Linked DNA regions of Mus musculus: region 2 is linked to region 1. The links are chromatin loops, found by intact Hi-C in ENCODE. Cell type or tissue: left cerebral cortex. All regions are shown on one strand.

Region 1 (8,000 bases):
GGCTGTTCCTGAGTTTGGCCTCCACAGACTCACATTTCTGAAAGCTTGGCCCGTGATCAGAACTATGTGGCAGGTAGCTGTTTACTGTCACAGGAACTTCCATGAGGACAGGACAAGCATCATTCACCCCCTCTAGCCGGCATCTCAAGCCCCGCAAATGCTTGATCCCTTTCACCAAGTGGTGTTCTGCAGCAAGCTGAGGCTCCGCCCTCCCAGGACTCAGGCCTGGAGTCCTGGGACCCAGCACCACCCTTTTCACTCACCCTGTCAAGGGCTCAAAATACAAAGTCCAGTCCTGACCTTAGCTCCATATGCCTCACAGGGGGCATCCTTAAACCTCACCCCCAGGTCCTCAAACCAAACATAGCAAATATTGTTTCAAATAGATGCAGAATCTAGATACTTCACACCTGCTCCACAGCCAGCATGATATTATGCACAGTTTCTCTCTGGACTGTGCAGGGGGCTTCCTGCTGGTCTCCTTGCTTCAACCTACCCCTCACCTACTGTTGTGGTTTGAATAGGTTTGGCCTCCAGAAACTCATATTTCTAAAAGCTTGGCCCATGAGGAGTGGCACTACTAGGAGGTGTGGCCTTGTTGGAGTAGGTGTGGCCTTGTTGCAAAAAGTGTGTCTCTGTAGGGGTGGGCTTTGAGTTCTCCCATACTCAAGAACCACCCAGTGTAGAATTCTATTTTCCTAGCTGCCAAAAGAAGAGAGTTTACCCTGGCTGCCTTCAGGATACAGTCCCCATCTGCTGCCTGTGGATCAAGATAGAAGACTTCTGACTCCTCCAGCACCATGCCTGCTTGTATGCTGCCGTGCCTCCCACCATGATGATAATGCACTGAACCTCTGAAGCTGTAAGCCAGCCCCAATTAAATGTTGTCTTTTATAAGAGTTGCCTTGGTCATGGTGCCTCTTCACAGCAATGGAACCTAAAGCATGTACACATCCTCCTGTATCCATGCGAGCCAATGAGATGCTGTGTCTCCCTCACATTCGCCTATGGATCTTGTCACTTTAGTAAATGTTAATGGCCTGAGTCCACATGGCTCCAGTTTTTATTGTATGGAAATGTTACTCAGTGGCTCCCAAAGCAGCATTCCTTTCCACATGCTCTCTTGAGGACTCACCTTTCATGCCCTCTAAATCTGAAGTCTCCCCATTCTCAAGACTTCCTGACGTTCTCGCCGGATCCAATCCCAGGCAGGCTGGGAGCTGTGCTTTATCGGCACCTCAACCCGCACTGTGAGCCTGAAGACACCACAAGTCCTCTGTGGTCTGGCTGAACTGCAGTCAGCTTCTGAAGGTGTTCTCCACTTTTGGCCAAACTGATCCCAGTGCCTGAGACACCCAGCAGAACACTGGCACAACCTGGCTCCCCTCATCCAGTGTGTGTGTGTGTGTGTGTGTGTGTGTGTGTGTGTGTGTGTACACCACACAGGGCATGAAAGTAGAAGGGAGACTATATTGAGAAGAGGAGAAGAAATCTGAAGACAGAACATTGCGTTTGCTAAACAGTTGTACACATGTGTATGCTTCATGTAGGGTCTCATGTCGCTGGCCTCAAACTCACCACGTACTTGAGACTCACCATGAATTTCTGATCCTCTTCCACCTGCTGAGTGCTGAGATCACAGGTGTATATAGCCAAGTCGGCCTTAGATCTCATATGTATAGCTGAATGAGATGTGAAAGAGGAGGGCCTGCAGAAGAAGGGGAAGAGGGAGCTGGTGGGAAGGTGAATCTGCACTAACTACAGTGATATGTGTGTGTGTGTGTGTGTGTGTGTGTGTGTGTGTGTGTGTGTGTGTATGTATATCACTGTAATATATAACATATAATATTATATATATATTGCCACAGTGAAACTCATTATTTTCTACATCAGCTAAATTAATAAAAGAAAAATTAGTCTACCAGTGGTGGTGCACCTCTTTAATCCCAGCACATCAGAGGCAATGACAAGTGCATCTCTGCATTCAAGGCCAGCCTGGTCTACAGAGTGAGTTCCACTACAGCCAGGGCTACACAGAGAAACCCTGTCTGAAAACAAAATAATCAAACAAACAACCTGTACTGGCTGGTTTTGTGTGTCTACTTGACACAAGCTGGAGTTATCACAGAGAAAGGAGCCTCCCTTGAGGAAACACCTCCATGAGATCCAGCTGTAAGGCATTTTCTCAATTAGTGATCGAGGGTGGGAGGGCCCATTGTGGGTGGTGCCATCCCTGAGCTGGTAGTCTTGGGTTCTATAAGAAAGCAAGCTGAGCAAGCCAGTAAAGAACACCCCTCTATGGCCTCTGCATCAGTTCCTGCCTCCTGACCTGCTTGAGTTCCAGTCCTGACTTTTCTTTGGTGATGAACAGCAATGTGGAAATGTAAGCTGAATAAACCCTTTCCTCCCCAACTTGCTTCTTGGTCTTGATGTTTGTGCAGGAATAGAAAGCTTAAGACATAATCAAACAAAGTTTCGTTTACTCAAGCATCTACTGAGTGTCTCCAAGTTCCCAACCCGCGGTGGTTATGGGTGACCCACAAAGGGAAACCTGGAAACTAGCATTCTAGGGGAGGGGCCATGTCATGGACGGAAAAGTACACAGTCCAAATGCTCCTTAAATAAGGAAAAACAAAAACAATGGGAAGGGCAGGTAAGATGGCTGCACAGGCAAAGATGCTTGCTGCTGATCTTGCTGCATGGTCTTGGAACCCATGTGGTAGACAGCAGGACAGACCCCCAACCCCAAATGTTGTTTCACACCCTCCATATTGGATCCAGATTTTTTGGGGGGTAGGGGGAGAAGACCCTGTAAGTCACTATATAGCCAAGCGAAGCTTGAACTTCTGCTCCACTTCCCAAGTGTAGGGCTACTGACATGAACTGCACTTAGGGCTCCATGCTCGCTCGGCCAGGCTCCTGCCAAGTGTCCATCCCTGACCTATACTGTAACAGGATTCTTCGGTGTGAGTGTGAATAGAGCAGAGAGCAACAAGGACAGAAACAGTGGTGCAACGTGACTCAGAACCTGGCAGATGCTGTAAAGGAGACCAGGAGAGTCTGGGTCTCTAGAAATAAAGCAGAGGGGACTCACTCAAAATCTGGAAGAAGAAACTGGGTGAGGGAGATGGAGGAGCAGATTCAAATACATTTGCACTCACGACAGCTGGGCCAGTTGAGAGGAGGCAGGAGGTGTGTGAGGAGGGAAAGACTAAGGAGTTGGTTTCTGGAAAGGAAATGGGAGTTTCCTTTGGACATAATAAGGCATTCATGGCTCTGGAGAGTGTTTTTGTGAACCCTAGGATAGTTCTGGCCCATAAGCCAGGCTCTTACAGCTACTTGAATACCCCTAAGCCCAGCTTCACCCCCATGGGGTTGTAGCCAGGACAGAGAAGGGTGTAATTTCATGCACCCTCCCAGGTTGGAGAGACAGAAATCAACATGGGCTACACTGATCGAAACAAGTCAGCTGAGGAGCAAGCTGTTTAGGTCAGGTCCAGGGTAGGAGACAGAATGGGCTGTCATTGCTCATAGGGAGCTTACCAGAATGCTGGGAGAGAAGGCCGAGACCAGACCCAGGCACTGTAGTGTATGTCTTAAGGAGTTCAAGGCTAGCCTCTGTCATATAGCTCACGGATAGCCTGATCTTCATTAGATCCAGGGAAAGGGGAAGGGGAAGGGGAAGGGGAAGGGGATGGGGAAGGGGAAGGGGAAGGGGAAGGGGAAGGGGAAGGGAAGGAAGCCTTCAATTCTGACAGGGTAGACTACACTAGGAGGAACCAGGCAATCACTTGGGCAGAACTCGTTGCAAGTTGGCTGGGAAGCCCAGGAAATCATAGACTGACAAAAGGACTACGACTCCCAGAGGGCTGTGGAGCCACCAGCCTACAACTCCCAGGGGCCCACAAGTTAGGGGTGGGGGGGTTTCGCTATTGGACCCAGAGGGCTTGCTTCTTTCGAATGTGATGGGCTTGTATCTATCAGTAAGGCTCTGCAAAGAGGAGTGCTCTGCCACCCAAGCCCAGGGTACCCTTGGCCATCCCACCGGTTCCCTTCTGCGCCTGCTGCCGATTATCTGCAGCATTTGGCGGTTCAACATCACCGCGTTTCACGGCAGAGTATATTGCAAAACCAATGAATAGATTTTAGATGTTATGCGTTCGTGAGAAGTGTGATGAGAAGAGACCTGGAAAGGGAGTAAGAATTATGGGAGGTGGAGCCCGCGCTAGATGCATTTCCAGATCTGACCACGAGGTGGCGCTAAGTGGGCATATGCGCACTTTCTTCAGGAAAAGGAACCTGGGAGTACAGATATATCAGATCTATCATGCTTGCTATTGTCAAGTAATTGTGGGGAGGAGCATACCTGTCTGTTGCCAGGTAACTGTGGTGAAGCTTAGACAGAATTCTAACATTTACTTTTACTTTTTAAAATGTGGATCAGTGTTTTTGCTTGCATGTGTGTCTGTACATGTGGTATCTACAGGTCCACAGAGGTTGTCAGATGCCCTACAAGTTAGATGGTTGTGAACCACCATGGAGGTGATGGGAATCAAACTTGGGTCCTCTGGACAAGCAACAAGTACCACTGAGCCATATCTTTCAGCCCCCAATGTATGGTTTTTAAAGGGCACATTTGATAATGTAAAAGTCTAACACAAGTCCCAAGGTGATATTGGGAGAAGCTGTATCTACAGAAACCGATTGGAATAATCAGGACTGTGGAAAGATTACAATGTTGCAGGTTCAGAGGCCAATTGACTTACTTGGGCTAGTTCTAGCCCTCTGGAACAGCTCTCCCAGGCCCACTTCTGTGGCAGAACCAACATCTTGTGACTAACAGATAAAAACGTTTTAGAAACTATTAACTTGCCGGACATGGGGCGGGGGTGGGGGTTGGGGGGAGAGACACCCTGACCTTTAATTCCATTTCTTAGGAGGAAGATGCAAGTGAGTCTCTGTGAGTTAGAGGCTAGCCAGATCTACACAGTGAGTTCCAGTGTAGCATAGAGAGATCTTGTCTCAAAAATATTTTTAAAAGATTTATTTATTATATGTAAGTACACTGTAGTTGTCTTCAGATGCACCAGAAGAGGGCGTCAGATCTCATTACGGATGGTTGTGAGCCACCATGTGGTTGCTGGGATTTGAACTCAGGACCTTTAGAAGCTCAGTCCGTGCTCTTAACCTCTGAGCCATCTCTCCAGCCCCTCAAAAATATTTTTAAAAGGAAGCTATTAACTTAGCTGACCACTAGCTTCCATGAACCTAGAAGCCAAGAGTGTAGTCAGATTGCATCTTGGGCCTAAAAAAAAATCTCCTCCATCTCATTGCATCTGCCTCTCTGATGTACCCACCAATGTAGTTTAAACTTGCCTGGATTTATGACTTTTTTCCACGTTGGAACATGGGATTGGGGGTAACTTAAGCCTGGATTCCTCAGACCATAGTCACTCAAACTGGTGCCAATTTAATCCCTTAAATCAGCTTTTATTTATTTATTTATTTATTTATTTATTTATTTATTTATTTTTTGCTTCTACAGTTGTTTGCTTGCTTGTTTATTAAGACAGCTTCTTACTATCTAGCTCTGGCTAGCCTAGAACTTGCTTTATAGACCACACTGCCCTAGAACTCAGAGATCCGCCTGCCTATGCCTCCAAAGTGCTTGGATTGATGGAGTATCCTATATGTCTCACCTTTGCTGTGCAGACTTTCATCTGAGCTTTTCAAGCCATTTCTGAGGAAAAGACCATGGCCATATACGCCTTAAGCACTTAAGCCTGGGGTGTAACTATTTTGGCAAAAGCATCTATGTGTGAAAGGAACACTGCCTCTAGAGAGGTCACTACAGCAAATGCTGATGCCAGAGTTCCTGCTTCCCTCCCAGCTCTCTGAGGCTTTGACCAGACTCTTGGATAGGAAGCGCCTTACTCTCCTTTCCCTCTGTGTCCTCCAAACTCAGTTTGCTCCCTGGGAAACTGAAATGTTTCCACATTTAAGGATTTTGGACCTCTTACTGGGAAACAACAGTACTTAACAGAGTGAGAATGGTGTATGTGCACATATTAGTGTGGATGCATGTGCGGCTAGAGGACACCAAGTGTCCTGCTCTATCCCACTTTAACATATTCCCTTGAATCGGCATCTTTCTAGTTAATCCTGTAGCCTAGGCTGACAACCAACAATCTGGAGAAATTCGTCTGTCTCCACCTTGACAGTGCTGGGGGTATAAGCTTGCATGACAACTGTCTTGTCCGCTGTTCAGAGTCACCATGACCAAGGCAACTTAGAGAAGAAAGGACTTAATTGGGGGTTGGCTTATATTTTCAGAGGGTGAGTCTATGATTACTGTAGTGGAGAATACGGTTGCAGGAAGGCAGGCATCATGCTGGATCAGTGTCCGAGAGCCCACATCGTATCTGTAAGTTGCAGGCAAAAGGCTGGACTTGGCATGGACTCTTAAAACCTCAGAGCCCACCCCTAGTGACGCATCTCCTGAATGCCATACCTACTCCAAGAAACTCATGTCCCCTAATCCTTCACAAATAGTTCCACTGAGGGCCAAACACTCAAATATATGAACATATGAGGCCCATTCTCTTTCAAACCACCACAACACTATCCATCCATCATTTTATGTGAGTGCAAGGATCTTAAGTCTTCATTCTTCTACAGCAAGCATTCTTGCCCACTGAAGCCATCTTTCCAGCCAGTGATTGAATATTTAAACAGATATTGACGTCATACACTTTCACTTTTTTTTTAATTTCATGAGAGTGTGCGTTGCTTGTATATATGTCTATGGACCATGTGCATACCTGATGCCCACAGAGGGTAGAAGAGGGCATCAGCTCCTCTGGGACTGCAGTTACAGACGGTTGTAAACCGCCATGTTCTTAACCAGTGACCCATCTCTCCATCCTCTGCACCTGTTGTTTTGTGAGACAGGGTCTCACGTATCCCAAATAGCCTTGAATTTCTGATCCACCAGCATCCAGGTCCTTAGTGCTGAGATGCTGAATGTGTGCCACCATACCTAGCTTTATGCAGTGCTGGGAATCAAACTCAAGGCAGCAGGTATCCTAGACAAGCACTCTGCCAACTGAGCCTCATCCTCAGACCCCAGAATCTCTACCTACACAGTATCTTTCGAAGAGGTTTCATATTTTCCCTTTAGTTTGCTCTGTATTTTCTGTGGACCTTGAACTGTCTATAGTGTGTTACTGAGATTTCCCGTTCATTGAAAAGGGGGCCTTCATAAGCCTGGATTCGATCACACAGAGATCTGGACACTGCCTCCTACCTCTTGCTCCCTTGTTCTAATGAAGAGCTGGGGTTGGGTCATGCCTGCTGGGAAGGAACAGGAAGTCCAGTCTCACTGGGAACATGATCTCTCACATCATAGCATGCCCCCAAAGTCATGGACAAGCATATGATGACCTCTCTACAAACACCAGAAGGCCACCTTAGTATGGGTCACAGGTCACCAAGCCTGGCAACCTGGAGCTCACAATCTGCAGGCAGCTTGACAAGCCACAGTGAGTCTTTTTCCAGGCAGTTTGGCTGATCTGAGCATCCCTCAGCCATCCTTAAGGAAGGGGGAGGAAGAGACATGGTGCGTCTGGTGAGTTTCCAGGACTTCCTGGAGACTTGGTGATGTTTACTTACTGTGTGGGTACTTGCTCATGGGTGGCAGTGCTAGGGAAGCCAGGATCATTGGATCCCCTCGAGCTGGAGTTAAAGCCAGTTGGAAGACTGGACTTGGGTCCTCACCAGGTAACTTCTTTTAGCAGCCAAGGAGATTCTCTAGATCCTCACTTCCTGAGTCTTCATGAGCTTCCTTGCAGGGTGGAATGTTTCACCTCCCTTTAGTACATCCTGTTTCCTAACCCCTCCAAGACGGAAAGTTCTATTTCAGAGGAAACTGCTTCACAACAGACAAGCAGCAAGCTCTCTCAACTGCTGAGCCAGCTCTCCAGTCCTGAAAAAAAAAGCAA
Region 2 (8,000 bases), 390 kb after region 1:
CCTCCCAAGTGCTGGGATTAAAGGCGTGCGTTACCACTCCTGACGAGTTACTAGAATTCTACTGCAGCCCTGGCCATGGAGTAGGTGGGAAGTGTCTGGCATCTGAGGCCACAGAAGGATTGGCTGTATCCTTTTAGGGGATCTGAGCATGAGTTCTGAGGATGGACTAGGGACCTTTGGAGAACAAGTCAAGACTGGACTTTGAATTTTGAGCCCCACACAGGATGAGTGACCAGAGTGGTCCTAGACCTCAGGGCTTCTAGTCTGAGCATCTGGAAGGACAGACCTGAGCTCCACTGCAGGACACCATTCGGTGAAAGGAATCAGGGAGGTCGGAGTTGAGATGCAGTGCTCAGTGGTACCGGTCCTGACCTCATGGAAGTTCCTGACAGTAAACAAATATTTGCCAGATCATTCTGGTCATTGTGGTAAATCCCAGGGACAGCCTGACCTGTTCTGAAAGGCGGGATGCTCCCGGGTAGTCCACGCTGGAGATGAGGTGGTCTGGGGGAGAGGCCTGAGCTTGGAGAGATTTTACTGATTCATTACAGCTGGTGATGTAGAGGAGATGCACGCAGCTTCTGTGTGCCTAGAAGAGGCCACTATGCCTTCCAGGGGAAGCAATCAGGACCTCATGCGGGGTTCCAGTATCTTACCTCCCCTACTAAAATCCAAACATCTGGAGCCCTCTGCTTCCGAGTAGCAAGCTCTTCCGGGATCTGGTCAGCTCTGGAAGTTGTCTATGATTGAGACTGTAGCAAGAGTGACTGCAAAACTGTGCTCCATTTCCTAAAACAGACACAATTCCATTCTGTCTATCCTTTGCATGGCTTCCCCCTCTGTCTCCCTGAAACCCTGTCGTCGGGTTTTTATTTTCTTGGTATAGGAAGAAGCTGCCCTTCCCGTGGGCTCCCCTGTGTCAGGGCCACTCAGTAGGACGCCATCTCCACAGCCTCCCCACAACACAGACTATCCGTGTGATCCACTTCTTTCTCCCCTCAGCTCTGAAATGCAGATATCCTGGATAACCAGCTTCCCTTTTGGGTATCTTGTGTGGTCCCCTCCCCTCTTCTCTCCCGTCAACCCTGCAGTGTAGACTCCCCAGATGACTCCCTTCTCTCTCCTCCACAGTGTAGACCTCTCAGACGACCCAGTTCTCTTTCAAGATGCCCGCCCCGACGTGCTTCTCCTGTCACAAGACCCGTGCTGCCCTCCGTCGCCCACGTTCTGGGCAGGCGCTGTGCGGCTCCTGCTTCTGTGCTGCCTTTGAGGCTGAGGTGCTACATACAGTGCTTGCCGGGCACCTGCTGCCGCCGGGCGCTGTAGTGGCCGTGGGTGCCTCTGGTGGCAAGGACTCCACAGTGCTGGCACACGTGCTGCGTGAGCTTGCGCCCCGCCTGGGCATCACCCTGCACCTGGTGGCGGTGGATGAGGGCATCGGCGGCTACCGGGACGCCGCGCTGGAGGCAGTGCGCAGTCAGGCGGCGCGCTGGGAGCTGCCGCTCACCATCGTGGCCTACGAAGATCTCTTCGGGGGCTGGACGATGGACGCCGTGGCCCGCAGCACCGCAGGCTCCGGCCGCAGTCGCTCCTGCTGCACCTTCTGCGGGGTGCTGCGGAGGCGCGCGCTGGAGGAGGGTGCGCGCCTTGTGGGAGCTACACATATTGTGACAGGTGAGCACTGGTGTGCAGCAGGAACGGTGTGGGTGTGGAAGAGTAGTGTGCCAGGAAGTGCAAGATAGTGGGGTGGGCTGGGGTCTCCACTCCCCCCCCCCCCTTTATGGTGCTGAGAACTTCCACTGTCCCTCCTTTTTATCTCTGGGTTCTGAGTGTTCGTTCCAACGCCCACCTCCACTCTCCCAGGCCCCAGTGTCTCTATGGTCCCTTTTACATTTTCTCCTTAGGGAGGATCTACCGGGTCCTCTCATCTGCTCCAGGGGTTCCCGGCCTCTTCTCCACTTTTCCTGTTGTCCAGGGCTTCTTGGGGCCCCCCTCCTCGTGTAAATACCAGGCTTGTACACACGCCTCAGCTGGGGCCTACTGAGTCTGGCCATTGGCAAGAGCAACAGCAGGCTATGAGTGCGGTGACACAGCTCTGAGGGGGAAAGGTATCTTGGCAGTCAGGAGCCAAGGAATATCACAGAGTCACACCATACAACAAATCTCGCACAAGAGATTGATTGAAAGTGACACAAGAAGGTGGCTGCCTCTGCTGCAGTGAGAAGCCATGGAGTACTGAGCAGGGGACCGGCTTAGAGTATTTAACATGGAAGAGTTTACAGGGTGAAGATTTCCAAGGTGGGGATTGGTGACATTTCAAGTCAGAGTGCTGGGTTTTCAGGCTCAGGGATTGGTGGATTTCGGTAACTTTTCAAACCAGGAAATGAGCTGGGACTTTTTACCTTCTCTTCTTTGTCCTAATCCTTCACCTGACCTGAGCTCTTTCTCCCGCAGGCCACAACGCTGACGACATGGCTGAGACGGTGCTCATGAACTTCCTGCGTGGTGATGCTGGGAGGCTGGCGAGGGGTGGGGTGCTGGGCTCCACGGGCGAGGGGTGCGCACTTCCCAGGTGCCGGCCTCTGCAGTTTGCCTCGCAGAAGGAGGTGGTGCTGTATGCGCACTTCCGCCATCTCCGCTACTTTTCCGAGGAGTGCGTGTATGCCCCTGAGGCCTTCCGTGGTCATGCCCGGGACCTGCTTAAGCTCCTGGAGGCGGCCAGACCATCAGCCGTGCTGGACCTCGTGCACTCGGCAGAGCGCCTAGCTCTGGCTCCGGCAGCAAAGCCCCCTCCTCCAGGCACCTGCTCCCGCTGCGGAGCCCTGGCCAGCCACAAGCTCTGCCAGGCCTGTGCCCTCCTGGATGGCCTCAACCGAGGCCTGCCGCGCCTGGCCATCGGCAAGGGCCGCCGTGTGCTGCAAGTTGAGCCTCCACAGCCTGGGAACCCAAGCCTAGTCACCAGTGACCCTGTGGCCCCAGCAGGACCCTGCACCTGCAAGCAACCGAAAGATAAAGCCAACCCATGCGGCAATGGAGGGGACCGGGCAGGAGCCACCTGTGTATCGCAGTGTGACCTGAGCCCCGGGAATGGAGAGGACCGGGCAGGAGCCACCTGTGTATCGCAGAGGGACCTGAGCCTTGGGAATGGAGGGGACCGGGCAGGAGCCACCTGTGTATCGCAGTGTGACCTGAGCCCCGTGGCGGAGTGACCTGAGCTCTGCACTCTACATTGCCCTGTGTCCGGGGAAGTGATTGTACCCCACTGCCCTGCAACTGTGGAGTAATCTATACACTGTGAAGTGATTTCCCTTCAGTGCACGGCACCTTGGGACTGACCTGTTTCCGTGTGGAGTGGCTGTACCCTGCAGAGTCGCTTGAGCCCTGCAGATTATTTAAAGTGTCCAGTGCCCTGCAACCTGAGCCCCGTGTCCTACCTGTACCCCATGGAAGGATGGGCCCTGTAGAGCAACATGAACCTTGAAGTATAGGGCGCTCTAGGCACAGCTACCAGCTCTAAGAGAGAAGGGACCAACACCCATGCATTCCCGCACACCTCTGTGGGCTCAGAGAGCCCTGGCCCTCCTTTTCTGTTTTCCCAAGTCAGGTAAACAAAGTCACATGCGTACTAGGAATATTCACAATCGTCACTATACCCGTCTCATCCAGGCACAGCTCTCGCACCTACGGGAACTGGAGAAAGTTTGTTCTGAACCAGTTGGGACCTTCCATGGGCGGGTATGTGAATTGAGGTTGCCTGGGAAACTGCCGTGGGAGCAGTTACACAAACGTTTACAGCCCTAGGACAATAGAAAGTCATTAATCAAGACATTGGTCAAGTATGTCGGTGTGAACTGCAGGTAGACAGGTTATAGCAAAGCTGAAATCCCTTCTGTCAGTCTGAGGAACTATCTGATGACTTTCTTAGCTTGTGGGTCTTTGGAAGCCAGTGGTCTGCTGAGCTGATAGGTTCTGAACCAAATTTGTAGTTTTCACATGGTTGTTGAGTTAGTGTCCTGGCTGGCCATTTTTTGGTTTTGTTTTGTCAACTTTACACAGGCTGGGGTCATCTGAGAAAATGCTTCCATAAGATTGGCCTACAGGCAAGCTTGTGGGGCATTTTCTGATTGATGATTGATGTGGAAGGGCTCAGCCCACTGTGGGCGGTCCAGTCCCTAGGCAGGTGATCCTGGATACTATAAGAAAGCAGGCTGAGTAAGCCAGTCAGTAGTAGTGTTCCCTCATGGCCTCTGCCTCAGTTCCTGCTGACTTCCCTCAGTAATGGAGTGTGACCTAAAATGTAAGTTGAAATAAAACTTTTTCTCGAAAGATGTTTTTGGTCTGGTGTTTTATCGCAGCAATAGGAAATGAAAGTAAGAGTGTCCACATACGGGTCTTCATCACACACGTTGCTTTCAAGGGGACTTCATCTTTGCTTTGGAGTGCTTATATCTACCTTCTCATTTCTTCCCCATGGCAACTTCAAGGGACCACAGGGCCTGTCACCAGTCCTATCTATAATAGGGTGACTGCCTTGCCCAGTCCTGGTATCTGTTGTGAGTGAGGAGGGCACCCCAAGCTTGGACTCTGGAGACAGAACTTGTGCTGAGTCTCTGCCTTAACCTCTCTAAGGTGCCATTTCCTCCTGTGAAAATGGAACTGTCTTGCCTTCACCCCTATCTTGGGAGATGAGAGTCCAGTTATCCAAGTCCATGTCCAGCTTGGCTCTGTATACTGGGGATTGGCCACCAGGGGGCTCCAGGCTTCTGGGTGCTGCCTTGCCATATTAAGAAGTTGAGAGGCTGAAGAACCTTCCCAAGAAGAGGGTTCCTCAAAAGTACTAAAAACTTCCCTGGATCATTCCCCCAACATTGGGCAAAGGGTGCTCCTTAGCCTCTGTGGCCCTGTCCTCTTGGAAGTGACTCCATAGGTCTCTATTTACCAAATTAAGATAAGTTAAAAAGCAAAGGTGGATGCCCTGCCGCCATCAGGTCCCCCTAGGCTTATAAAGCACCAGGTCAAATATTCATTCAGCAAATATTGGACATCTTTTTGTCTGGTCCTCCTGCAAGTGCCAGGAAGCTGCAGTGGGCAGAGACAGGAGCCCCTCCACAAATTTTCAGTCTGGGGTGGGGGCGGAGGGAGGGCCATTGCAAACAAATAACGAGTGATTGTGACTGTCGCTTTTTCCTTTTTTTAAAAATTTACTTAAAAATATACAGCTCAGTATTGACATTTTTAAGTCATCGAAATAATTTATAATAGTTAAATGCCTCTTAAATATACATGAATTCTTCTGAAGCTAAAAGTAATATGCACTCAACCAGTTTTTAAAATCTACTTGGAACATTAAACATGATAGAAGTAGAAAAAAAAAATCTCTCATGAAGTCCTCTATGAAAGGGAATTGTGACAAGTTCCTGATTAGACAGAAACCATTCCATCTCCAAGGGAGAATGCACAGTGTAACTGTGGCTTCATAGAATGAATTGGGCAGTGTTCCTTCTGTTTCTATTTTGTGGAATAGTTTGAAGAGTACTGGTATTAGGTCTTCTTTGAAAGTCTGATAGAATTCTGCACTGAACCCATTTGGTCCTGGGCTTTTTTTGGTTGGGAGACTTTTAATGACTGCTTTAGGGGTTATGGGACTGTTTAGATGGTTTATCTGATCCTGATTCTGGTATTTGGTATCTGTCTAGAAAATTGTCCATTTCATCCAGGTTTTCCAGTTTTGTTGATTATAGCCTTTTGTAGTAGGATCTGATGGTGTTTTGGATTTCCTCAAGTTCTATTGTTATGTCTCCCTTTTCATTTCTGATCTTGTTAATTAGGATGCTGTCTCTGTGCCCTCTAGTTAGTGTGGATAAGGGTTTATCTATCTTGTTGATTTTCCTCAAAGAACCAGCTCCTGGTTTTGTTGATTCTTTGTATAGCCCTTTTTGTTTCTACTTGGTTGATTTCAGTCCTGAGTTGGATTACTTTCTGCCCTCTCCTCCTCTTGGGTGCATTTGCTTCTTTTTATTCTAGAGCTTTCAGATGTGCTGTCAAGCTGCTAGTGTATGCTCTCTCCAGTTTCTTTTTGGAGGCACTCAGAGCTATGAGTTTTCCTATGTCCCATAAGTTTGGGTATGTTGTGCCTTCGTTTTCATTAAATTCTAAAGTCTTTAATTTATTTCTTTATTTCTTCCTTGACCAAGTTACCATTGAGTACAGCGCTGTTCAGCTTCCATGTGTGTGTGGGCTTTCTGTTGTTTTTTGTTGCTATTAAAGAGCAGCCTTGGTCCGTGGTGATCTAATAGGATGCATGGGATTATTTCAGTCTTCTTGTGTCTGTTGAGGCCTGTCTTGTGACTGATTATATGGTCAGTTTTGAAGAAGTTTTTTTCCCCTTTTTTCAACGCTGAAGATTGAATTAAGGACCTAACATGCCAAGCCACACCCTCAGCCCCTCACAGGGGGATCCTAGACAATCTATCTCTGAGCTACATCCCCAGCACAAAGGTTTGCTTGTCAAAAATAGAGTAGAGGGAGCCATGAAGGAAAGGCCTCTGGGGAGGTGGCCTTTGAGCAGCGACCCACATAAAGCTAGGGGAACAAATCTCAAAAGTATGGGGGAGGGAGTTCCCCCTGGAGGAGGGAACCGCCAATTCAGCAACTAGGGTATAGGAATAACCTTGATCTCTTCCAGGCATCTGAAGCTGGACCAGGTGTGTGGAGTCAAGACTTGAATTTTATTCTAACAGTGAAGGCCAGTCTCTATTCCGGGTCTATCCAACAACTGCTGTGACAGAGAAGTAGCTATGGACAGGGATGGGGGAACAGAGGAGGGGCTGGGGGCGGTAAGGGTGTGACTGAAGACTCTCTAGGCAGATTGTACAACTCCAAGCTTTTCTCTTGTGGGACTGGACCCGTACCAAGAGGGTGTTCCATCCCGGCTAGTGCAGTGATAGGAGAGTAATGCTTGTTTAATACTTATGCTAGATGAACATGCAACCCAGTGAAGTAACTTGCCGAGACTCACATAACTGTGACTCAGGGAGGGAGCAGGGACTCTAGGTTCTTAAACTGGAATCCAGAGGACCTGCTTCCAAATGCATGCACAGCAGGGCACCTCTCATTTCTGGAATATCTCCAGGGACTCTGCCCTGCTACTGAGCCTCTTGTGTGAGAAAGGGGCTGTGTTCACATTTGAACACAAGGGGGCGCTGTGACCACATCTGCGCACCAAAACTGGGTATCCAGCCCAGGCCCAGACAGCACTGGATCTAGAGAAGCCTGAAACCTCTGAGTTTTCATAAAGATGATGTGTCCTTCCTTGCCTTGCACAGACTCTGAGCATGAGACCCGGTAACGCAGCTAAACTGCAGAAACTGCTCAGGACAGAGCCTAAAGGCTGGAGAGGAAGAAGAAAGGGGCTGGGAAGATGGAGGCCAGAGAAGGAGAGAGAGGAAAAGAAATAAAAAGAAGGAACACACAGCTGTAATGTACTGCAACAGTTCGATACTGACAGGTGTCGGTAAGGATGTGTCCTGTCCATTTAAGCGGAAAAGGGGTGGCCTAAAGGAGACAGCCCCATCCCAGCAGAGAACCGTGTAAATTGAGGTGGTACTTGGCTGACCGCTGGAAAGCATTCCTGGAAGAGGGAATGACTAGCCTAGAATCCGAGAGTGGAGGACAGGACAAGTGACAGAGGAGAGAGTGTGAGGGGCAGGTGTTGAGATGCAGAAGCAAGCCCTGAACTCTCCCGGGAGGGGAGGATAAGAATCACGGTTGCGGGCATTTCCTAACACCTCTCAGCCTAGGCTAGTGAGGAAAGACCTGACTCAGCGCTGGTCCCTGCCCTCAGTGGGCTCTCCCTCTGGTGAAGGAAGAGGGTGCAGGCACTGACAAGTCAGGACCAAAGGGTTACATGCCACTGTTGCCATTGTGAGACTTCAGAAGGGATCCTAGAGGTGGGGCGCCCAGCACGGTGTGGTGCGTCATAGAATGCGGAGGTGATGTTT

Evidence for each region. A loop is a pair of places that touch in the nucleus more often than their neighbours do. Peaks named below come from ENCODE experiments on the same cell type or tissue, not always from the same donor. Only the 100,000 strongest peaks of a DNase experiment are listed, where the experiment ranks them.
Region 2: a loop joins it to region 1, with 4 times the contacts of the local background. A loop is called at or near these places in 5 of 42 quality-filtered maps.

Annotation. Positions count from the first base shown.
Region 1 is chr7:43,279,130-43,287,129 of GRCm38, forward strand. No RefSeq gene overlaps it. Among named protein-coding and RNA genes, the nearest start is that of Gm35588, 29 kb to the left of the region's middle. In left cerebral cortex, a CTCF peak has its summit at 4,249 (motif pointing right); DNase peaks (open chromatin) are centred at 3,938 and 4,236; H3K4me3 peaks cover 521 bases; H3K27ac peaks cover 356 bases.
Region 2 is chr7:43,673,973-43,681,972 of GRCm38, forward strand. It overlaps Ctu1 (cytosolic thiouridylase subunit 1), which reads left to right. Exons shown (of 3, transcript NM_145582.1): 2 at 1,132-1,674; 3 at 2,455-4,326. The coding sequence starts at 1,167. The coding sequence ends at 3,209. It also overlaps a transcript of Klk14 not described here. Among named protein-coding and RNA genes, the nearest start is that of Ctu1, 5.9 kb to the left of the region's middle. In left cerebral cortex, CTCF peaks have their summits at 4,746 (motif pointing right) and 7,193 (motif pointing right); DNase peaks (open chromatin) are centred at 4,739 and 7,195.